Linked DNA regions of Mus musculus: all the other regions are linked to region 1. The links are chromatin loops, found by intact Hi-C in ENCODE. Cell type or tissue: left cerebral cortex. All regions are shown on one strand. Links, peaks and the distances in the headings refer to the core of each region. The heading gives the core; the rest is flanking DNA.

Region 1 (8,316 bases), core at 3,064-5,563:
AAAGTATACATATGTAAACCTTCATTAAGTGGAGAGGATGTGTGAATTTACAAAAGACATTTAATTATGAACATCAAGGAGAGAAAGCTTGAGTTTCTAGAATATGAGTATCAATATTCAGTGAAAGCAGACAAATTTAATGTATTTGGGTAAAGAATGTTAAGACTTCCTTTTCGTAGAGTAGTTTCAAACATGTCTTAGCAAGACATCCATAGAATGAAAAATTTTGGAAATAAATTAAAAAAAAATAGTTTGTAAGAGCCAGATGTGGTGTGGTACACATCTCCCACCTCATTACTTGGGAGACTGAGACAGGCGGATGACCACAAGTTCACTGGACTACGTACTGAGTGCAAGACAAGCTTGGGCCACATAGCAGGGCTTTGTCTCAAAGTGAAGCTAACAACTACACATAAAGAATTTTGCCCTGGGATAAGAGATGGCACAGTACATAAGAGCACTGGCTGCTCTTCCAAGGACCAGAAATTGAGTCCCAGCACCCACATTGTGGCTTGAAACCTCACAGTTACAGAGGATACAGCACCCTCTTTTGGCCTCCACAGGTACCGGGCATGTACTTGCACACAAAACACCTGGATGTATAAAATTAGAGTAAATTTTTAAAATGATGCTGTTCCCATCACTATTTTATAACAATTTAATATCAAACAATATATTTTGTTAGGTTTCTGCTTGCTTTTGTATTGTGTTTCTCCTTAAATTGGGGGAATTTTGGTTCAGTACATAATTGATGTAGAACACATTAGGTCATGGAACTCAGCTGTTTCTGCACACTGGTCAGCTGATGGGAAGGGTCACACTGAACGGGGCTGTAGCTAGAATCTGGGACAGGAATCTGCAGTATGGCTTTTACTACTATCTCCAACAAAGGCCCTGGGGGGGGGGGGCGTTCTGAAGGGGAAATCCCTAGATTAGTCATTTTTGACTGACTTCAATTTCAACGAAATAAACCCAAAAATAAGTGCCAAAGAACTTACTTTATTTTTCAGTTCAAAACTGATGAAGAAATCTGAATGTAGAAATTCTGTACACTTCTAAGTCACATTTTGTCTTAGATACCGAATGTCTCCAGCCCACATACAAGCATAAGAAACGATAAAAACGACAGCGATGTGCCTGCCATCCAGCTGCACCAAAACTTTGCCTCGTGCCATAAGTGTTTCCTGACTAATGTTCTTTTTTTCTCCTCAGAGGTCATCATCCCTGTGAAGTTAGTATTTCTCATTGTTGTGAAGGGTTTTCTACCTTAATTACATGTGTGCATCCATTATCATCTTAGAGCCGTTTTCTTGCCTTATAATTTTACATGAATAAATTAATTACATGCAGAACTCTTTGCAAACTATTTTATTCCATTCGCTATTATGCTGGTTTTCATTCAAATTGGCCTCTTACCTTTATTCTTCCTGTTTGCCCCTCTACCCCAGGGCACCATTTTGTTAATGTACTCTATGACTGAAAGACATTATTTTCTATAGCTTCCAGAAGAAACCATCAGAAAAAGGGCCCGAAATCACTCAGACTTGTTATCTTCTGTCTTCTGAAGTCCAGATCTAGCCATACCACTCATGGGCATATACTCAAAAAATGCTCCACCAAACTACAGAAACACCTGCTCTACTATGTTATAGCAGCCTTATTTGTAATAGTCAGAAACTAGAAACAACTCAGGTGTCCATCAACTGAAGAATGGATCAAGTGTGGTACATTTACACAATGCGATATTACTCAGCTATTAAAAACAAAGACATCGTGAAATTTGCAGGCAAATGGATGGAACTAGAAAAGATCATCCTGAGTGAGGTAACCCAGGCCCAGAAAGACACACATGGTATGTGCTCATTTGTAATTGGACATTAGCCATACAGTACAGGTAACTATGCTACAATCCACAGACATTGAAAGAACAGTAAGCATTTTTATCCAGTTCTTCCACATTGCTTTTTCAGACAGGGTCTCTCGTGGGCCTTAACTTGCCCAATAGGCTTAGCTGTTTAGCCAGGGATCCCAGAGGCTCTCTGTACTGGCATTAGGACCTCACAGCACCACATCAGGTTTCTTAATGTGGACTCTAGAAACTGAACTCGAGCCCACAGCCTTAGGAGAAAAGCACCTTACAAAGCTGTGGCTCCACACTGCCCTTTAAACAATATCGTATTGTCTCATATTGCCATCGCTTTCTGATGGCTTTAACGGTTTCAAACATACCCTGTCTTTAGCCGTGATCTCAAATAAGTGAAGCTCTTGAGCAGGGGCCTGATGCCTTTTGACTTTGTGTTGATTCATGCTTATGATGCCCTGTTCCCTCCGTGTCTAGCTATGTTTAACTGTGGATTCATTTTTATTGTGGTGGATGGTACATGCATGTGCATTCCAGATGCGTGAGGGCACTCAGGCCAGGAAAGCCACTCATGAGTCTCTGTCAGGAGCAGAGGAATTTACCTATGGAAATCCAAGAGGCAGCCTTCTGAGAGGCCTGGCCTGAGGGTAGTAGCCCTGCCATCATGATCAGGATGTGACTGGTAACCCTCCCCCTCCATCTCCTTTGTATATTGGAGACTTGTATCAGCTCAGGGGTATCCTCTGGGAGTGGTTCCCTCTAGATCTGTGTAGTTTTTTAGATCTTGCTTTATTTGGAGTTTATTCAAATGTTTTAATTTTTTATCACTATTATTATGACTTATCAACACCTATCTAGGTACTTTGCACTGGGGGAGGGGGCAGGTTTTACACACACACACACACACACACACACACACACACACACACAGTCACTAATGTAAATTTAAAACAGGACCTTGATAGGATATGTCAAGAATACCCAAGCACCTAAAGCCACTATATTCCCGCCCTCACTTTCCTGTTTTACTGGGTTTTGACCCAGCCATACTGTGTTTTTTAGTTGCTCCACCAGAGGAGTCAAGACTAGTTAGTCAAGATTGACTTCTAGAGTCATAAAAATTCTTAATGGGTTATTTTGGAGTCACGGAATCATTTTCTATAGCTTGGTCTTGAGAAAGTATCCAAAGGAAAAGTGAAAAAAAAAAGTTTTCCATAACTTCAGGGGTTGTGGAGTAATGAAAGCTCACACCAAATGCCAAAATGATAATTCGCCCTGTACCTCTGTGCTCCTCACCCCCCAAAGCGCTAGCACTTCAGGTTACAGCAACTAATCCTCAGGGGCACCAGAAAAGTCCAGCTTCCCTCCCCTTCTCCCCCTGACTCGCCTCTAATTAATCTGCCTGCAGTGTGGACCTCGGTGGTTTAACATTGTGCAACCTCTTCAGCTCCCTTGCCCTCCCACCCAACCCCCTCCCCCAAATCCAGGGGAACTCCCTCGCGCTGTGCCACCGACATTAGTCATTCATCCCGCTCATGCTTTGGAGCGTTTATTAAGGGCTTCACTCCTGCCTCACACTATCTCTCCCGGGCTCAAACTCGGATCACTGTAGAGTCTCGCTTCTTCCCCTGCGGCTGCGAAGCAAATTTCGCCTCTCCAGCAATGCACCTCCCTGCGATCCTGCTTTGTGCTCTCTGGTCTGCAGTAGTGGCTGAGACCTCGGATGACTACGAGCTCATGTATGTGAATTTGGACAACGAAATAGACAATGGACTTCATCCCACCGAGGACCGTAAGTTCATTTTTAACTCTCTCAGCGTATCAAAACTACATAACTCACTTTTTGGGGGGCGCGATTAACATAATTAACATAGATAGCCAATGAAGCAAGCTAAAATTATACTTTATTTGTGAAAGCAAGGACTGGGGGAAAAAAGGAAAGCAAGAAAGCAAGGACTATCTGAGAAAAGCCAGAGGTTTTAAATTATTTTTGTAACATTTATGATGAGTTAAGTTATACGAAATCTTTAACTGTTTTTAGCTATATTAATGGCATTTTCTCAGTTAGTTTAACATGTCCTATAAAGAATAGTCCTGTGTCATCTTTGAGTTTACACGCACGCTGTTTTCAGAGCTATCCTTAGAAGGAGAGCGGTTGCTGGGGACAGGCTGAAACTTGGAGTCACCAAGAGTGCAACCCATGGCCACCCAGGACAAGCTGATAACACTTGTGTGTGTCCTGCGTTCTAGCCACGCCATGCGACTGCCGCCAGGAGCACTCGGAGTGGGACAAGCTGTTCATCATGCTGGAGAACTCGCAGATGCGGGAGGGCATGCTGTTGCAGGCCACCGACGACGTCCTCCGTGGAGAGCTGCAGCGGCTGCGGGCAGAGCTGGGGCGGCTGGCGGGCGGCATGGCGAGGCCGTGCGCAGCCGGTGGCCCCGCAGACGCCAGGCTGGTGCGGGCGCTGGAGCCGCTGCTGCAGGAGAGCCGTGACGCGAGCCTCAGGCTGGCGCGCCTGGAGGACGCGGAGGCGCGGCGACCCGAGGCGACAGTGCCTGGCCTAGGCGCTGTGCTGGAGGAACTGCGGCGGACGCGCGCCGACCTGAGCGCCGTGCAGAGCTGGGTCGCCCGCCACTGGCTGCCCGCAGGTAAGCCCACGGTCGGCTCTGTCCCTAGAGGCAAGCTTTTGTGGGGACCCTCACACTCAGAGCCCCAGTACTTTTCATAGGCACACTCACAGAGCTCACACCACGCCAGGCAGGCTCATTGCCTTTTAAAAGTATTTCCAAGCCCGAGGAACCCAAAAGAAAAAAACGAGGATTTAAACCATCAGTCTGGAAGTTGACGTCAGAGGTTCCTGATACCGGATCCGACCAGATATTGAAGGAGTCCATTGGCAGGTGTTTAACAGTGACCCTCCTCGCTGCCCCGAGTCCCTCCGTTAGGGATTTCCAAGTCTTCTAATTTTATCCCGTCACTTTCTTTAGGCCAGCTCCTGTTTCCTCCGACTATTTCAGGGCCCTGGCTAACTTCAGCGACTTTCCCAGCCCCTTGGCCGACTCCTCCCCCTCTGCTCCTTCTGAGTTGACTGGAGCCTAATTGGATCTCCTGCAGACTCAGCAGAATCCCTTCAGGGTTCCCTCATCCCAGTTTAGTTCCACAGTGAAGGTCAAGGGGGGCATGCTTTATAAAGTCAGGCGCAGGAGTCAGAGGGAGTAGATGACGGCTTTATCCAGTCCCCCAGGACCACACAAGAAAGGGACTATTCAGACTGTGCAACTTGTCAAAGCCCCACATGAACTCCATAAAACTCCCAACTGATGAGGGCCCCTTTGGTATACTCTTAAAAGCTAACAAAACAGGAAGAACATTGGAGCCTAGTAATTCGGGTTCTTAAGTCAAATTTCTGACGGGAGCAGTGATGTTTTGTTGTAGATTATTCTAGAAAATTAGTGCCCTATGCAGACAAATAGCCCTGGTACTCCTCATGAGTCTCAGAAACAATGACAAGCAATACCACCCTATGCCATATTTCCAATGAAATGAAGCTTATTGGATGGGGTAGGAGGAAGGACACTCCAGAGCACAGTTCATTCCTTTATAGAAACTATCCTACAATCAGTCCCTCCTATCTACTTGAGCTATAGGGGTCATGCCCTTAAGTTCAAAGCACAATTCTTCAGACAAAAAGCATAAATCAACCCTAAAGCAAACCCTCTATGTGATAACTTTGTGACAATTTTAAATGCATGGATTTTTTTGTTTGTTTGTTTTGCAAGCTCTGTAGAGTCATGCACATATAATGTGCCCCTTAAAGGAAGAATTACTTTGTCTCCTCATCTGTTAGAAAATGTATACATTTCCGAATTCTAAACTGTTGTTGGTGCTTACTAGCCAATCATACTTGCACCTACAGTCTTTGACTGGTCCTCTCTTTCTCTCCTGCCAACTTGGTCCCCAGAGGACACCTAATTATGTTGTGGTCTGCCTCCTAAGAACCTGGTTTTCATTTTGCTTGGTCTCTGATAATATAATTACAAAGACTTATTAGTTGAAAGCCACTTCATGAGAGAGTTCCTGACATTTCAAAGACGTCTCAAGGGCCTCCTTCACTGTTCTGCACAAGAACCCCACACAATCTGCTAACATACTACTTTACGGCATGAACTCAGGTAGCTACCATGGCCGACAGGGATGCTGGGTCTCCCAGAGACAGTCATGGGCAGCCCTGGAATGTAATCTGCACTGCCTGGCCTTATTTAAACAGGAAGGCAGTTAATTAGGTTGTAGTCAATGCCCCCTTGGACTGTATTTTGAACTTACAGAGGCCAGGAGATTCCAAATGCACAGAAATGAGTCTTTTGTTTCCAAAATCATTATTTGATTGAATTGTTGTAGCTAGAGGAAGAATCCTACCTTGAAAATGCCTCATTTAAATTTTTTTCATGAATGGTTAGAATTTTTTTAAAGAGTTCTGTTATCATTTGGGGGCATTGCTACCATGGTTGCTCTTATACAATTTTTCTATATTTCAATTTTTCTTTGACTATCACTAAAAGATATGGTCTATGTTTGTTTGATAGTTTTTGGACTGAGCCTAGCTCGGAGCCACTAATGGGAATTTACTAAACTTTATAGGACATTTGATATCCACATGTTCTACTGAATTACCAGCTAGTGCTTAAATGTTCTGGGAGTGACTTTTCAAAGCTTCCTCATAGCATCTCCTTTGGGTTATTATAAAGAGAACATCTAGCCTACCTTAGTTTTTTTCAGATACACCGAGAAGCAGAACCCCTATATTCAAGGCCTTAGCACTTCCCAAGTCTTCACCTTGGCATCTTATCTGGGGATGCAGCCTCAAGAGCAGCAGAGGTTGGGTAGATGAGTCTCGTGTCCATGTTCAAGGCCCATGTCTTCTGAATGTTCTCAGCAGAAACACAATCTCTTATAAAAGTCTTCAGAAAAATTCCCTTTTTAAAAGCATTTTCTATAGTGGTGTGACTATAAAATTTATAAGTTTAAAAGCATATTCTTGGCCTGCCTAGATTTGAGTGCAGTATACTTGTAACTTACAGACTTGCAGTCCTGGGTCATATCCCCCCTTAAGTATAGACAACACTAAAGGCTGATAAGATTATAAACTTCATCAAAACCTGTATGATTCTCACTAGCAGTAAATTATTCAGAATTCAGGTCTTCTATTAAGAGGCAATATAATGTGTTGGCCTCTGCCAGCAGACCAACCAAACTAAAGCCCGAGCTTTAAAATTTAGCTACTACAGAAGCATAGGTTATTTTGCCTCAGTTTTCCCACCCATAAATTGGGATTAAGAAGACTTCAAAAGCAAGTATGAAGATGTATTAAGGTGATGGACAAATTGGTTAGAACACTATCTGGGACATAGGAAGTACCTGATAAACACCAGTCATCATTACTACACTTTGCTTCCTGTCAAAGCTCAGTTTGCAAGTGGTCCTGGTGTGCACAGCAGTAATTTCAGTCCCTTGAAGGTGGAGACAGGAGAGTCAGAAGCTAGAAGTTATCCTTAGCTATATGTACAATGGTCAGTCCAAGCTACATGAGGACTTGTTTCACACAGCCAATAATAATGGTAAGACACTGTAGTTTCCTATAAACTCTGAAAAGGTACCAATATCCAAGATCATATGGTATATGAAACTGTATTCCCTAGTGACATGGCTCTTCTAAAACATTATTTTAAAAGACGTGCTGATAATGGCTACCTAGACTGAGCTAGGTCCATTGATTTTTATAGATTTACTGTTTTAAGATCATGGCAAAGCTAAGAAGGGAATAGAATAGTTTCTTAAAAAGTACTTAGAAACAATAGAATCTTCTGAAATTGTGATTCAACAGTTCAATAAAAGACATAGAAAGAAAAGCAGATTGAATGGGAAATGATTATTCAACATAGTTTTGGTTATTTGTGGGTTGAGTTGGCACTTTCTTTCTGTTTGCAAATGTCTTTACTTAGTTGCTTTACTGAATAAGCCAAGCTTTTCTTCCTTACTTTTACTTTCTTTGCTCTGTAGAGATCAGACTGGAGGCCCCATGAGTCATAACACAGCAGTGTATATAGTTATCAAATATAGTTAATATAACTGAATATCAAAATAACTCTGGAACTGAAATCCACCCCCCTTGTATTCTCTTGCTACTCCAGGTTGTGAAACAGCAATTTTCTTCCCAATGCGTTCGAAGAAGATTTTTGGAAGCGTGCATCCTGTGAGACCAATGAAGCTTGAATCTTTTAGTACTTGCATTTGGGTCAAAGCCACAGATGTATTAAACAAAACCATCCTGTTTTCTTATGGCACAAAGTGGAACCCCTATGAGATTCAGCTGTACCTCAGTTCCCAGTCCCTAGTGTTGGTGGTGGGTGGAAAGGAGAACAAGCTGGCTGCAGACACTGTGGTGTCCCTGGGG
Region 2 (7,064 bases), core at 2,093-4,592, 220 kb before region 1:
TGCTGCCCAGGTGAGGGGTGGGGCCAACTCTCTAGACCGCTTCAGCCAGTGAGGGTGGAACTAGCTTTGATAGCACTTGGACATTAACATGGTCTCAGGTGGCAGCCCAGATCAGGGACATCCACATGAGCTGCTGTCATGGAAACAGACCCCTGCTGCTGTGTGGCCTTGGACCCACACACGGTCCTCAGCAGCCAGCAGCGACAAGAGCTGAGACTTCACCACAGCCTCAGGTAGCAGGGCAGGCTTCTCCCATCAGGCTGTTCTTCTCCACTCTCAAATCTCCAGTTTCTCCTCTCTTCACAGTGCTCAAAACATTCTGTTTCCCTATCTCTCCCATTTCTCCACCACAGACTTGCACACTCTAGTGGCCTCTGCTTTGGGTGGGCCACATGACTGGCGGACCTCTGGATTCCTTCCCAGGCCATTGAACCTTCTTTATGTCCAGGAATACTAAAGAGGAGCTCTGGTTTCTTACCTTCTCAATGTGAGGGTGGGACCTAAAACTCTAGTTCAGACATCAATTCCTCCTGAATCTCTAGATTTTCATGAAAAAAGAAAAAAAAATCCATTTTCTAGTGTCAGCTCACCTCCTAAATAATTGTAGTGTTTTTCATAACTGGGATGTTACAGCAGCGCTGAAGGTCCATTGAGGGAGGCTGTTACCTCCTTGCCAAAAGAACGGGATCTACCTCTGGCTGGAGACATTCCACTATCTCCTCCTGTACTGGCTAATTTTGTGTCAACTTGACACAGCTGGCGTTATCACAGAGAAAGGAGCTTCAGTTGAGGAAATGCCTCCATGAGCTCCAACTGTAAGGCATTTTCTCAATTAGTGATCAAGGGGGAAAGGCCCCTTGTGGGTGGTGCCATCCCTGGGCTGGTAGTCTTGGGTTCTATAAGAGAGCATGCTGAGCAAGCCAGGGGAGGCAAGCCAGTAAAGAACATCCCTCCATGGCATCTGCATCAGCTCCTGCTTTCTGACCTGCTTGAGTTCCAGTCCTGACTTCCTTTGGTAATGAACAGCAATGTGGAAGTGTAAGCTGAATAAACCCTTTCCTCCCCAACTTGGTTCTTGGTCATGATGTTTGTGCAGGAATAGAAACCCTGACTAAGACAAATTGGTACCAGGAGTGGGGTATTCCTGTGACAACCTGACCATGTTTTGGGGAGGACTGTGGAAGGACTTTGGAACTTTGGGCTTGAAGATCCATTTGTTGTTAAGAGCTCTGTCAGATGTTGTGTAGGAGCTTGGAAGATAATGTTGAGAATACTGCAGAAGATGGAGGCCTGGCTTGTGAAATTTCAGAGGGAAAATTAAAGACTCTTTTCAGGGCCATTGCTGTTTTGATTGTGAAGATTCTGTAGTTCTGGTTAGCTGGGGCTGAAGAATCAGCTGTGATTAACAAGATACCAGAACTACTAAAGCAAAAACTTTCATTACTGGGACTATTGATGCTGGTTAGCTGGAGCTAAGAAATTAGCGGTGATTAAGAAGAGACCAGCATCATTGAAGAGACATCTTCTGGGAAGTGTTTTCTGAAAGCACAAAGAGGCTGTGTTCCAGAGATGGCCAAGGTTGTACTCCTGGTGCAGCAGGACTTGGTAATGTGTAAGGGTCACCCAGGTGGTACTGGTTTTGAAGGCATGAAGGGGTCATGCAGAGCAGCTGAGGCTGGGCACTGTGAGAGGCCATGGAAGGCCATTGGTGAAGGTGCAGCCTCAGTTGCAATTAACGGCCCGGGACTGGAGGGGTCATGCAGTGTTTTGGAGATGCCAGTACCATGAGATGACCACCAAGAGCAGCAGCAGCAGTGGAGTACAGGCATCTGGAGCCTAGAGGACGATGTGTGTGCTACAAAGGGCATGGCTGGAGAAGTGACCCAAGCCCTTGGAGGAGCCCAGAAGATCGTGAGTTGGATCCCAGACATTGGATGGTTGGAAATGGATTTTTGCTTTTGATTGTGACTGTGCTCTGATATTTTCCCTCTTGAAGGAAGAAAGTAGTTTAGTGGAGCCCACAGTTAAGAAACTTTTAATTGTAAAAAGACTTTGGATTTTAAAAGAGATTTATATTTTAAAGAGATTGAAATTTTAAGAATATGTAAAGACTGTGGGACGTTTAAAGTTATTTAGACCTTGGGGATGAATAAGAATGTAAGGGTTGAGGCTTACTAGTGATGTGTTTGTGTGTCAAGTTGACAAGGGGTCAATTGTATTGGCTAATTTTGTGTCAACTTGACACAGCTGGCGTTATCACAGAAAGGAGCTTCAGTTGAGGAAATGCCTCCATGAGCTCCAACTGTAAGGCATTTTCTCAATTAGTGATCAAGGGGGAAAGGCCCCTTGTGGGTGGTGCCATCCCTGGGCTGGTAGTCTTGGGTTCTATAAGAGAGCAAGCTGAGCAAGCCAGGGGAGGCAAGCCAGTAAAGAACATCCCTCCATGGCATCTGCATCAGCTCCTGCTTTCTGACCTGCTTGAGTTCCAGTCCTGACTTCCTTTGGTAATGAACAGCAATGTGGAAGTGTAAGCTGAATAAACCCTTTCCTCCCCAACTTGGTTCTTGGTCATGATGTTTGTGCAGGAATAGAAACCCTGACTAAGACACCTCCCTTAAGGCTTAATTCAGATAGCACCACCCATCACCTGGCCAAGGGACCAATGCCATAGAAAGATGCGTTCAGCTTAAGCCATGCTAAGGAGATAGAAAGATATATGAACCTTCTAAGTCTTCTTAGAGTTGTCACCCTTGTGCATTAGCTTACAGAGCTGCTGTCACATGGCTTTGTGAGTCTGTCTTACTCAGAAGAGTAAGCTTCGCAGAAAAACGCAACTTTTTCTTTCTTCTTCCTTTCCTCTTTAGGAGCCTGGTTTCCTTATAGTCTGAAGTTCAATTAAAAATGTTTTAATTTTGTATGTATGGGTGTTGCCTGCATGTATGCGTAGACCATCTTGCATCCTACACCACCTTGCCTATTGCCAAGGGAGGCTTGAAGAATGTGTTGGATCCTCTGGAACTGGAGTAATGGGTTGGGAGCCACCATGTGGGTGCTGGGAATTGAACCTTGGTCCTCGGGAAGAGCAGGCAGTACTATTAACCACTGAGCCATCTTTCCAACCTCTGGAACTCCCTCCCTTCCCACTATGTGGCTGTTTATCTACCATATAGCAGGCCTACATGATGGCTTCACTCAAGCCACATGGCACTTTCTCTTTCTTTGCTCCATCTTCCTCCAACAGGCAGCCTCCAAGATGTATAGCTTGCCTTTCCTGGTAACAATAAAGTTGTCTTCAAGCTATTTTGTACTATCCTTAAATTCCTTTATCAGTGAGACTAACCCCCCTATTTCTTGGTAACAAAGCCTCATGCATGAGATATCTGGTTTAGGTGCTGTATATTTTCAAAGGCAGACTCTAGATAATTTTTCCACATTAACTCTTCAGGTTCTATTTTTTTTTTTACATTAAAAATTCTTTTAAAAGTGTCTCATCTCTCCCCCTATATCTGCATCAGTTTTACAGGTTTCTCATGTATAATTCAACTTATCCAGAAGGAGGCAGCATTTTACTATTCAATTGATGCTTCTGCAGAGGTCCATACAAGGTTTCTCTCTTAAAACCTTTTTTTTTCTTTTCTGTTTTTTAAATAGTCTACTAAATACATATTACCAAAAATCTCCCAGGGCAAAGATTTTTGGACACGTCTAGAGCTTTGCATATTGAGAAAATTATAAAATCCAAATCTTGCTCACATTAAATTTAGCTAACGATATGAATCACATTTGTGGTAGCTGAATTCATTGACCCAGAACTGTCGTTGTGGCAAAGATACTGATCAGAATGATAAAGGATGGAATAGAAGAGGAAGTCAAGTTGAGGGAAAGTGATTCAGTTATTGCTAAATGTGTAGAGAAGACACATTTGCTCAGTAAAAGAGCAACATTTGGGGAAGTATTTGATTCAGTAAGAAGAAAGAATATTAATTTATAGATCGACGAATGTAACTTCCCATTTCTTCTTCTTACGGAGTCACAGCTCTTTTGTACTAATCTAGAAGGTCGTGTAGTGTTGCTGCTCAGTGATTGCTGGCCAACTCATTTCATCCATCAAGGAGATGCCAGTCTTTGAGGCAGGATCTTATTATGTAATCCTGGCTGACCTGACACGATGTAGACCAAGCTGTATTGAAGTTTGTGGGAATCCTTCTGCCTCTACCTTCCAAGTGCTGGGATTACAGACCTATGCCACCACACCTGGCACTATCTGCTTTCAACAATCAGAAGGGAATTGCAACATGCTAGCAAAGATTAAGTTATATGAAGGGGTTGTGGAATGGCTCAGTGGTTAAGGCTATTGTTGCTTAAGCACGAGAACTGGAGTTTGGTTCCCCAAAAGCCACGGGAAAAGCCAGGAGTGTTTTTACCTATAACCCCAGCACGCAGGAGGCCAAGACAAGAAGTCCTGGAGCAAGCTGGCTAATCAGACTAGCCAAAATGGTGAGCTCTGATTCAGCTCTGATTATATTTTCTCAATATAAAAAGTGGAGGGTGGTTGAGGAAGACAGTTAGACATCAACCTTGAGTGGCTACATGCATGTGCATACATGTATTCCTGCACATGGACATCCCCACACATAGGAACATGTGCACACATGCACACACTACTTGCAAGATGGCAGGAGGGACATTTTCTGTCACCTTGCATTTGACACAAGGTCAGTGATAAGAACAGTAACATGTTCTGTAAAAGGAATCCGGAAGAAGCGTTGAGGAGGAGTCTTCCCTACTGGAGGGGAGTCGCCTGTAACTTCCATGGCGCCCGCTGTGACAGTCCTGAGGTCCTGCTTGTCTCCTGCTCAGAGGCATAGTGAAGCTTTTGGTGCTCCTAGTCACAAATTTTCTATTCTTTCACTTTAGGCATGTCATTATTTAAGACCTACAAGTTAGTAAGAACAAAATCATTCCCTCTCCACCTTCCATTCCACTTCATCTTCTCAGAGATCAGAAGACGGAGAGCAGAGGAGAAGAGAGATGTGGAACCTTGCTGCCTACAGAGCACGGAGGCTTGTGTCTAGTGTTCTACTACACAGTTTAGAAAAAAAATTAAAGTCTTTCAAAGTATCAACCCAAAGTATTACCTGAAATGCAACCCACCAGGTTGAGTTAGAACTGGTTAAAGGCAGCACATAAGCAGAGAGAGGGGGTCAAAACAGAGCCTCGAGAAGCCTCGAGGTCACAGTTATTATTTTTAAAATGATTTATTTATAAATACTACATTTATGTATATAGCTAGTTGTCTTAACTGTTTGTATGTAAGTGCACTGTGTGGATTCCTGGTGTCCACAGAGGCCTGGAATTGGTATTACATATGGTTGTACATTTCTGCATGGGTGCTGGGAACTGAACCTGGACTTTGCAAGAAGAACAAGTACTCTTAACCACCGTGCCATCTCTCCAGCTTCCTGGAACTTCTTGCACATGTCAAGGATGAAACCAGAGTCTTCCTATGGTTCTGTTAGGTACAGGTGGCATAAGCTCTCCTCCCATCCCCCAGCCCATTTGCCACTTGCCAGGTACTTTTGGCAGCCGAAGAGGAGGCAGATGTCAAGGACGACCAGAGTCAGCCTGGGCTAAGATAGATCAATTACCCTTGAAGCCCCCAACTTTTCCAAAAAGGAACTTGCTAAATGCCACTGGCAAGATCCACCAACTGCATTGGGGACATCTCTAATAGCACTGGAGTAATTGTCTCCCTTAGTCACATCATCAGAGATATATAACCCCTTCCACATATGACAGCCCTTATCTGTGAAGGAAAAGAGAAGAGCCTTAGAGGAGTTTAAATTGTGATTTGTCTGTGTATGTGTTTGGAAGAGGATATTTAAATAAAGACTAGCCTGGAATTTACGATCTTCCTGCCTCAGCCTCCTGAGTGCTGGGATTACACGTGTGTGCTACCATGCCTTGGCACTGATTGTCTCCTAACTGGCAAGTTAATCCTTCTCTCATCTCATTGGATCCTACTATCTTCAAAGGTGGGAATAGGAGGCTGCATGGGAATTTGTATCATTTATAGAAAGATACATTGTTACTATTTTAGTTGAGGTAATCATTGCTACAATAAAACACCATGGCCAAAAACAACTTGGGGAGGAAAGGGTTTATTTGGCTTACAATTCTCCATCACTGCTTATCCCTGAAGGAAGTAAGGACAGGAACTCAAATAGGGCAGGACCAGAAGACAGGAACTGATGCAGAGGTTATGGAAGAAATGTTGCTTACTGGCTACATCCCCATGGCATGTTCAGCCTGCTTTCTTATAGATCACCAGCCCAAGCTGGATACTACAGGCTGAGCCTTCTCCAGCCATCACTAATTAAGAGAAGACCCCATAGAACTGCCTATAACTTGATCTTATAGATCTGTTCTAAACTGAGGTTCCCCCTTCACGGATGACTTTGACTTGTGTTAAGTTGACATAAACCCAGCCAGCACAGCTGCCATCCTCTGCCATCCTCTTGGTGTACTAGTTACAATGTTTCATAAAATCTTATCATGAGTGTTTTTGTATCTCCATCTCATCATAGTGCCTGGGTGGGAAGAGAAAGAGGCTGAAAACTGGTGTTTGAATGGGAGAAAGGAAGGGGAGATAAAAAGAGACATTTAAGGTGCTGAAGAAGGAAGGAAGGAGTAGTTAGAACAGGGTGTGTGTGCAGAAGGAAGTGGGGGAGGAGAGAACTGAGGACACACTGGGGCAAAGCAGCTTGCTTCCAGCCTTGTCTTTGGAAGAACTAGTGGAGTTAGGAGGCACCTCAGAAAGTCTACTCCAGGTCAGGCCAGGAGACACCTGCCATATCTCCTCAGGAGTCCTCTCAGGGAATCCATCTCCATTCCACCCTTTTGGACTTGCTTTCCCATGTTCATTCTGTGCTTCAGTGTTCCCAAGCTGGCTTCAAGTGGTCACATGAGTCATACTCTAGTCATCCAGGCTACAAGTTGCCAGATTCCCATTATCATGAAGTTTGTTTTGAGTCTAGTTTCTTGTGTTGAAATTGACAACATCC
Region 3 (7,064 bases), core at 2,093-4,592, 210 kb before region 1:
CTCTTATTTCCCCTCTCTTTCAAAATTGTGTGTCTGTGTCTGTGTATGTGCATGTACATGCACACGAGTATATGCATGTCACAGTGCATGCATGGAAGTCAAATGACAACTTTGGGCGTTGGTTCTCATCTTCCACTGTGTAGATCCTAGGGATTGGCTTTGGGTCATCAGGCTGGACTGCAAGTGCCTTTACACACTGACCTGTCTTGCCAGCTCCGCAACTCCAAAAGCGCCTTTTAAAGTTTATTTATTTTCATTTTCTGTGTATGAGTGTTTTGCCTGCATGTATGTATATTCTTCATGTGCGTGTCTGTTGCCTACAGATGTCAGAAAAGGGATCAGATCCTCTGGAAGTAGAGGTACAGATGGTTGTAAATCACCATGTGGGTGCTGGGACTTGAACCCAGGTCCTGTGGAGGAATAGCCAGTGCTGGTAACTGCATCTTTCTAGTCTCTGGGTAAATTATTTTGAGGCTATCTTTCTTTTGTTTTCTTTTTTTCACCCCACTCAGGATTTATTTTTTATTTATGTGTATGTCAGCATGTGTATGTGCACATACAAGTATCTAAAGAGGCGAGAAGAAGGTATTTGATCCCTGGAGCTGGAGTTATATATAAGTAGTTCTAAGCCACTAGGTGTAGGTGCTAGGAACAAAACTCTGCTCCTTTGCAAGAGAAGCAAGTATCTTAACTTCTGAGGCCTCATTTATTTAAAAACAGAACAAAACAGAATGTTTTTCATAGTCAATGTTCCTGAAGAGAAGTCCTTTGAAATTCAAAAATATTATGTCTTCGTATACTTCGAATTCATGATCTCAGGCATACAATTATAAATACAGAGGCTATGGTTACATTGTTTCTGAGCAAGGTCAAGGGTAATTTGAAATATCAAAGTACACCGTTATTGCTGTGGCTACTGAATTTGTGGTACTGGGGACGAACTCCCCAGGATCTGCTGGTTGAGACTCTTCCTAAGATGTGTACCTGGATCTGCTTACACTTTTGTCTCTTCTTAAGTTGATCGGGCTGGCCTTGGGTTGACCCACTAGCCAGAGCACCCTTTGCAACTGACCCCTTCCCGTCCCCACTTTCAAGTATCTTCCATATGCAAGCTGTCATCGGCAGATCTGCTTCTTCAAGTACATGATTTTGACTTGGACAAAAAGAACAGAAAAGCAAACTGGGATTTAAGAATGTATTTTATGCACAAAGAAATTGGAAATTTGAAGTAATTAGTTAAAAGTTAAAAACTGTATGCAATATTCACTTAGAGGCAAATTGATCTGTGTTAAATCTTTAGTGGCTTGTCTTTGTTCTCTTCATGAAGAAATAGCCTCAAAATTGGAGAGTGATGAAGGCTTCTTTCCTTCTTTTGAGACCGTCTCACTATGTAAACAGGCTGGCCTCAAAGTGTCAACCCTACCTCAGCTTCCCCAGGGCTGGCATTACAGATGTGTACCACCGAGTCTGACAACAACACGCTTGTTTTATGGTTTTCTTCTGTGTATTATTTTGGTGGCTCATTATTTATTTAGTACTCACTTGCAGGTGTACCTCTCTGTAGCGTTAAATATTACAATTCGCTCTATGCTCCTGGTGGGTGCATGCGGCTCCTCTTGCGCACGCCTCCTCTATACCTGCCCTGATGTCCTGGATCCCAGATGGAAAGCCACACACACACACACACACACACACACACACACACACCCTTTATATTTTAATATGCCTTAACTAGCTCAATGATTGGGCCACTCCTGAACCTCCTAACACACTACCCTCCGATATTCCTGAGTTAATTCTTTCTAAATCTGTATTTTACCTTTGCTGCCCTGGTTCCTCTGGGCAGCCCTCCCATTGGGGCCGCTTTCCCCTTGCACCTACATTTTTGGTCCTCTCACCCTCCTGCTCTTTCATGGTGTGGTCTCTCCTACACCCCTCTCAAGGTGGACCCTTTTCTCTCTTTTCCTGTCTTTCTTGCCCAGAAATCCTAAAAGTCCCGCCTCTGTTTCCCTGCCCAGCCATTGGCTGCTGGCAACTTTATTTCCCAATCAGAGCCAATTGAGGGCAGGCTTCCTTTAGCCTACTGCCGGGACACTGCAAACAGGTTTTTGGGGTAACATAATTAGCATGAGGACACAGCCGCTACAACTATCCATTAGTAAAAATCTGCTCCATATATCCACTTTGGAGGCTCGAGAGATGCCTCAGTAGTTAAGAACACTCGTTGCTCTGCCGGATGTCCTGAATTAGGTTCCCAACACCAGCATGGTGGCTCACCACTACTTGTAAACTCCAGTTTCAGGGATTCAATGCCCTCTTTGGGCCTCTACGGGCACTGCACACATGTGGTGCATATAGACACAGGAAGAGAACACATATACATAAAAGTGAATAAATCTTTTAAAATGTTAGTGTATTCTTTTAAAAATTAAAAAAAAATCTTATCAATTCTTTTCTTTCCATTAATCCTCTTGCTCAGAAAGAAGAGAATGCGTGAGATGCCTCGTTCCCAAGTGAGCCCACTTACTTCCAGTCAGTGAACTCACTAATCATAGTGAAATTCTTGTTGAGAGGACTTGAGAGGAATCTTGCTAGTGAAAATGAAACCAAAAGGGTGCAAAGGGATACTAGGGCCATACCTGGTCTCCGGTGCAGCTCCACTAGCCTGAGAAGGCTAGTCCAGCAGACCCACGCTCGGGTCACACACAGCATGTACATTTGCCCACGCTCAGCCCCACACATCACTAAATGATCACAAAGCTTGCGGTGGCTCGAATGAGACTGGCCACCAGAGGCTCCTGTTTGTGTACTTGTTTCCCAGTTGGTGGCATTAAAAAGTGTAGCCTTGCTGCTACAAGGCGGCAGCAGCTGCGGCACATGCCTTTAATCCCAGCACTCAGGAGATGGAGGCAGGTGGATCTCATGAGTTTGAGGCTCAGTTTGAGAGCTAGTTCCAGGGCTGCTAGGGCTACAGAGAGAGACCCTGTCTCAACCCTTCCCCCAAAAAACTGAATCAAACCAACCAACACAAAACAAAACAAAACAAAACAAAACAAAACAAAACAAAACACCCAACAAAAAAAGAAGTGACCTTGTTGATGTAGGCATGGCTTTGTTAGAGGAGGTGGGTGAATGGGGTGAGCTTTGAGGTTTCAAAAGCCTACCAGGCCCCATCTAACTCCCTTTTTCTGCTAACAACTTGCAGGACAGATGAGAGTTTTCCCGCACCCGCCTACCTGCCGCTTCTGTGCTCTCAGCCATTATGATAAGGGGCTAACTCTCCAAAAACTATAAGCAAGCCACCAATTAAAAGCTTCTTTATATAAGTTGACTCGGTCATGGTGTCTCCTGACAGCAATAGAACAGTAACTAGGACAAGGGTGAATTATCATTGTTAAAAATATGAAAAAATGCAGTTCACCCATCCTGAGTCATCCTGTCTCTTACAACATATAATGTATCTTTTCTGTCCCTGAAGACAAAGTAGAAGTGATGTCATATTTGAGGGAGTTATCCATGTGATTATTCAGCACTGATGTAGACCACATTACATGGGTCTGGGAAGCTGGGCCTGTTCAGGGCAGAGCAAATTCAAAAAGACTTTGACCTTCCAAGAATGTTCCATGACAGAACAAGTCATGTCACAGGGCACTGATAGTATGATATTTTACATTTCCAAAAACTATTTTAGTTTTAATGTTTTTACATAAAAAAAATAGTATTGCTTGGGGCTTGAAGAGATGGCTCAGCAGTTAAGAGCACTTGTTCTCATAGAGGTCCTAGGTTAGATTCCCAGTACCTACATGGTGTCTCACAACCACCTGTAACTGCAGTTCCTGGGGATCTGACACCCTTTTCTTACCTCTCTGGGTACCAGGCACAGATGAGGCATACAGACATGCATATAAACAAAACATAAATTCATTGATTCATACACACAAATAAAACAAATCAATCTAAAATGTAGTACTGTATTATAGTTCTGCTTCTGTGTAGCAAAAATGACAGGGTTTCACAGTATTAACACCACAGGGCCTCTTATATTTGCGCTAGCTGAGGCTAGTAGAAGCATCTGAAACGTTAGAAGCTCATTTTATTATTATGTGCTCTGTGGCACAAGTTGTGAGATTTTATTTTAGAAGAAAAATAACTTTAGACAGATTTCTAGTGAAAGATTTTGGGTGTGGGGCTCAGAAGACACTGAGATGGACTGTCGTTTTGGGTAAGAGATTCAGAAGAGTTCTAAATGTTATAGGCAGACAGAAAGCATGGTCAGGGCTCTGAGGAGAGAGCTACATGGTAGAGTGGAGGACTCATCTTATGGGCTCAGAGGAAAGGTAAGTGTCTCTGTCTCATGCTTGAGGACAGGTCTGAAATACAGGTTGCCTCTGATTCTTGGGTATCAGGGAAAAGGAAGAGAGTCTTCTATTCCAAGGAAGGGATGTGTGACCTTGAGGATGTGGGGGTCTCATTTAGCCAACGTGTATCTAACATGTGTGTCACTGGCAGCCTCTGATGGCTTAGAGTCTATTAGTCTGGGTCTGTGTACCAATGAGCTGTAAGGGAGGAGAGAGACACACCTGCATGTTGGCATGACCTGAGCAGTGTGTGGTCTGGGTTGTTAACACATAAGCTATTTTAACAGTTTCTTTGAATTCTTAGTGGGGATTTGAGGATTCCAGTTTCTAATGCTACTGCAGCATTAGAGTCCACCAAAAGCCAGCATCACCTGTGAGGTCTAAGCAGAAGCCGTTAGTGTCAGCATCAGCAGCTGTCCTTAGAGTCCTTTCTACATCAAATCTCTAAGAGCTGTTTTGGATCAAAAATTCACATGCCCTTTGAACAGAATAATTTCCCAGATATCCTTATCACTGAGGTGACTGGTTAGCAATGTAAATGTCCAGGCTCAGTGTTAGTTAGCTTCATGCAGGAATAATCACCAAAGCTTAGGAACCAAAAGCATGCTTTTCTTAGAAAACATCTTTGTGTGTGACTATCAAGCTAAGGTTGTTTTTAATGCTGCTTATAATCAAAAGGAAGACTTCGCATTACAGCACACTTTGACACTTCCTTGTGGTCCTTCTTTCTTCTGTCCATCTGTGCATACTTCATTTCAGATACCCACCTTGTTTGCTTTACTTAAGAATGCAAATTTGGTCTCCCAGTCGTCAGAGTTCATGCCAGCACCCAGTGATGCACCGATGTGGCAAACACTGCTGTCTATACAGCTTTACCGTCAACCTAACTTGCATCTGATTTTACTTCTAAAAACTGCAAGTAGTTAACAGCTCTTTATATGATCAGATAGAATTATGTTAAAGTTATTCTCTCTTTGGCTTTCTCTGACTCCTATCTCTAACTTTAAAACCAAACCATCAGGTTTACAATGAGAGAGAGAGAGAGAGAGAGAGAGAGAGAGAGAGAGAGAGAGAGAGTCAGTCTTGAGGGATGAAATACTTCTGCCTCCTGCCTCCTCCTGAGAGTGATGGTGACTCCTGCTGACAGGTTAAGATGTGGAACAGCGCAGTGAGTCCCAGAGGGTGACATGGCTGAATTCAGACTCTGAAATATATACTTCCGATATAAACTTAACCTCTAATTGCTTATGACACATTAAGGACATAGTAACTGATACATTCAAAGCACATTTCTTAGATTTTCATACTTAGGACATATTTTGTATAGATGTACACATGTATTTATGTACAGATGTATATACATATTTACTTGTTTATTGTATTTCTTCTCCCAGGAAAGGATTTAATACTTAGTAGACTTCCCATTATATGGAAAGATAAGTATAAATAAAATCAAGTATACGAGAACTTTAAATGAGGGGGGAGGGTGTAGGGGAATGTCTTAGTCCCCTTTCTGTGACTGTGATAAGACACCAAGACTAATGCAGCTTATAAAAAAGAGTTTGTTTCAGATGCTGATGGAGTCCACATCCATCACAGTGGAGAGCATGGCAGCAGGCAGGCATGGTGCTAGTGCAGTGGCTGGGAGCTTACATCTTTAGAGACAGCCACAAAGCAGAGAGAGCTCACTGGCAATGGTGCAGTCTCTTTGTTATGCTTTACTTATTTATAACGAGGTCTCCTCTGCAGCAGTGACTGTCCCTGAGAAATCAGTGTAGACCGTGTTGGCCTTGAACTCACAGCAATCCTCCTGCCTCTGCCTCCCAAGTGCTGGGATTCCAGGTGCATGTCCCTATGTCCAGCCTTTATTGTCTTCTTTTTTTTTCCACCTATATCCCGAGCTTTTGTCCCCGCCGGCAAGAACACACTCAGGACAACCGGAATCTTCTGCGGCAAAGCTTTTATTGCTTACTTATCAGGAGGGAAGACCCCGAACCGGGAAAATGGCGCTGCTTATATAGCCCGCAGCGTGACGTTTCAGCACCTGATGTGGTGTGACAGCTCCTGATTCGTTGCTCGCCCATCACCCCACGTGAGTTCACTCTTGCACTTGCGCATAAGGCTTGTTTACTAGTTAGGCGCAGTGGAAGCCAGTGCCATCTTATAATGTTGATTGCTCACGGCACGCACGCGATTGCTTGCGGCACGGCTCTCCACACACCTACTCCCCACATTCCTTTGCTCCATCTTTGTCTGTCTTTGCCTGTTTATTTCTAAGTGCTCTTCCTCACTCCCTCTATTTTTTCTCTCCTTTCTTATGTTTTACATTCTCTGTCTGGTTGACCTGCATTTTAGGTCTCTCCTGTTAGAACGTAAAAGGAAAGGCAAGCTACAAAGCTCAGAGTTGATTTTCAGTTTTTATCCCAAGTGAAAAGCTTACATAAGGATTTATGATGGAACTACAGCCAAAGAAAGGATAGTCCTTCCTCCTGGGCCTCATACATAAGGTTTATGGGGCTCACTGGGAGGCCTGTAGTTCCAGCATCATTACTGAGATGAGAGTACTTCTGTTGCAAGCACTGGTTCTCAAAAAGCACCCCCTGTCCCAGGCCATGGCTGGTGAAAATTGTCACCCTGGAACCTTAAGAGAGGAGTGAACCTTTTCTCTCAGGAAGCTTGCGCTTCATAGGTCACGGTGTTTCTGTG

Evidence for each region. A loop is a pair of places that touch in the nucleus more often than their neighbours do. Peaks named below come from ENCODE experiments on the same cell type or tissue, not always from the same donor. Only the 100,000 strongest peaks of a DNase experiment are listed, where the experiment ranks them.
Region 2: a loop joins it to region 1, with 10 times the contacts of the local background. A loop is called at or near these places in 18 of 42 quality-filtered maps.
Region 3: it touches region 1 in a loop (2.9-fold over the local background); 18 of 42 quality-filtered maps call a loop at or near these places.

What each region holds. Positions count from the first base shown.
Region 1 is chr3:66,216,539-66,224,854 of GRCm38, forward strand. The region is part of intron 4 of Veph1 (ventricular zone expressed PH domain-containing 1); the gene reads right to left. Ptx3 (pentraxin related gene) reads left to right here and starts at 3,349. Exons shown (of 3, transcript NM_008987.3): 1 at 3,349-3,653; 2 at 4,112-4,513; 3 at 8,054-8,316. The coding sequence starts at 3,524. In left cerebral cortex, for the core only: CTCF peaks have their summits at 4,190 and 4,389; DNase peaks (open chromatin) are centred at 3,535, 4,156, 4,321 and 4,900; H3K4me3 peaks cover 1,505 bases.
Region 2 is chr3:66,000,851-66,007,914 of GRCm38, forward strand. No RefSeq gene overlaps it. Among named protein-coding and RNA genes, the nearest start is that of Ccnl1, 46 kb to the left of the region's middle. In left cerebral cortex, for the core only: a CTCF peak has its summit at 3,552 (motif pointing right); a DNase peak (open chromatin) is centred at 3,615.
Region 3 is chr3:66,009,157-66,016,220 of GRCm38, forward strand. No RefSeq gene overlaps it. Among named protein-coding and RNA genes, the nearest start is that of Ccnl1, 54 kb to the left of the region's middle. In left cerebral cortex, for the core only: no CTCF peak of the experiment used is centred there; no DNase peak of the experiment used is centred there.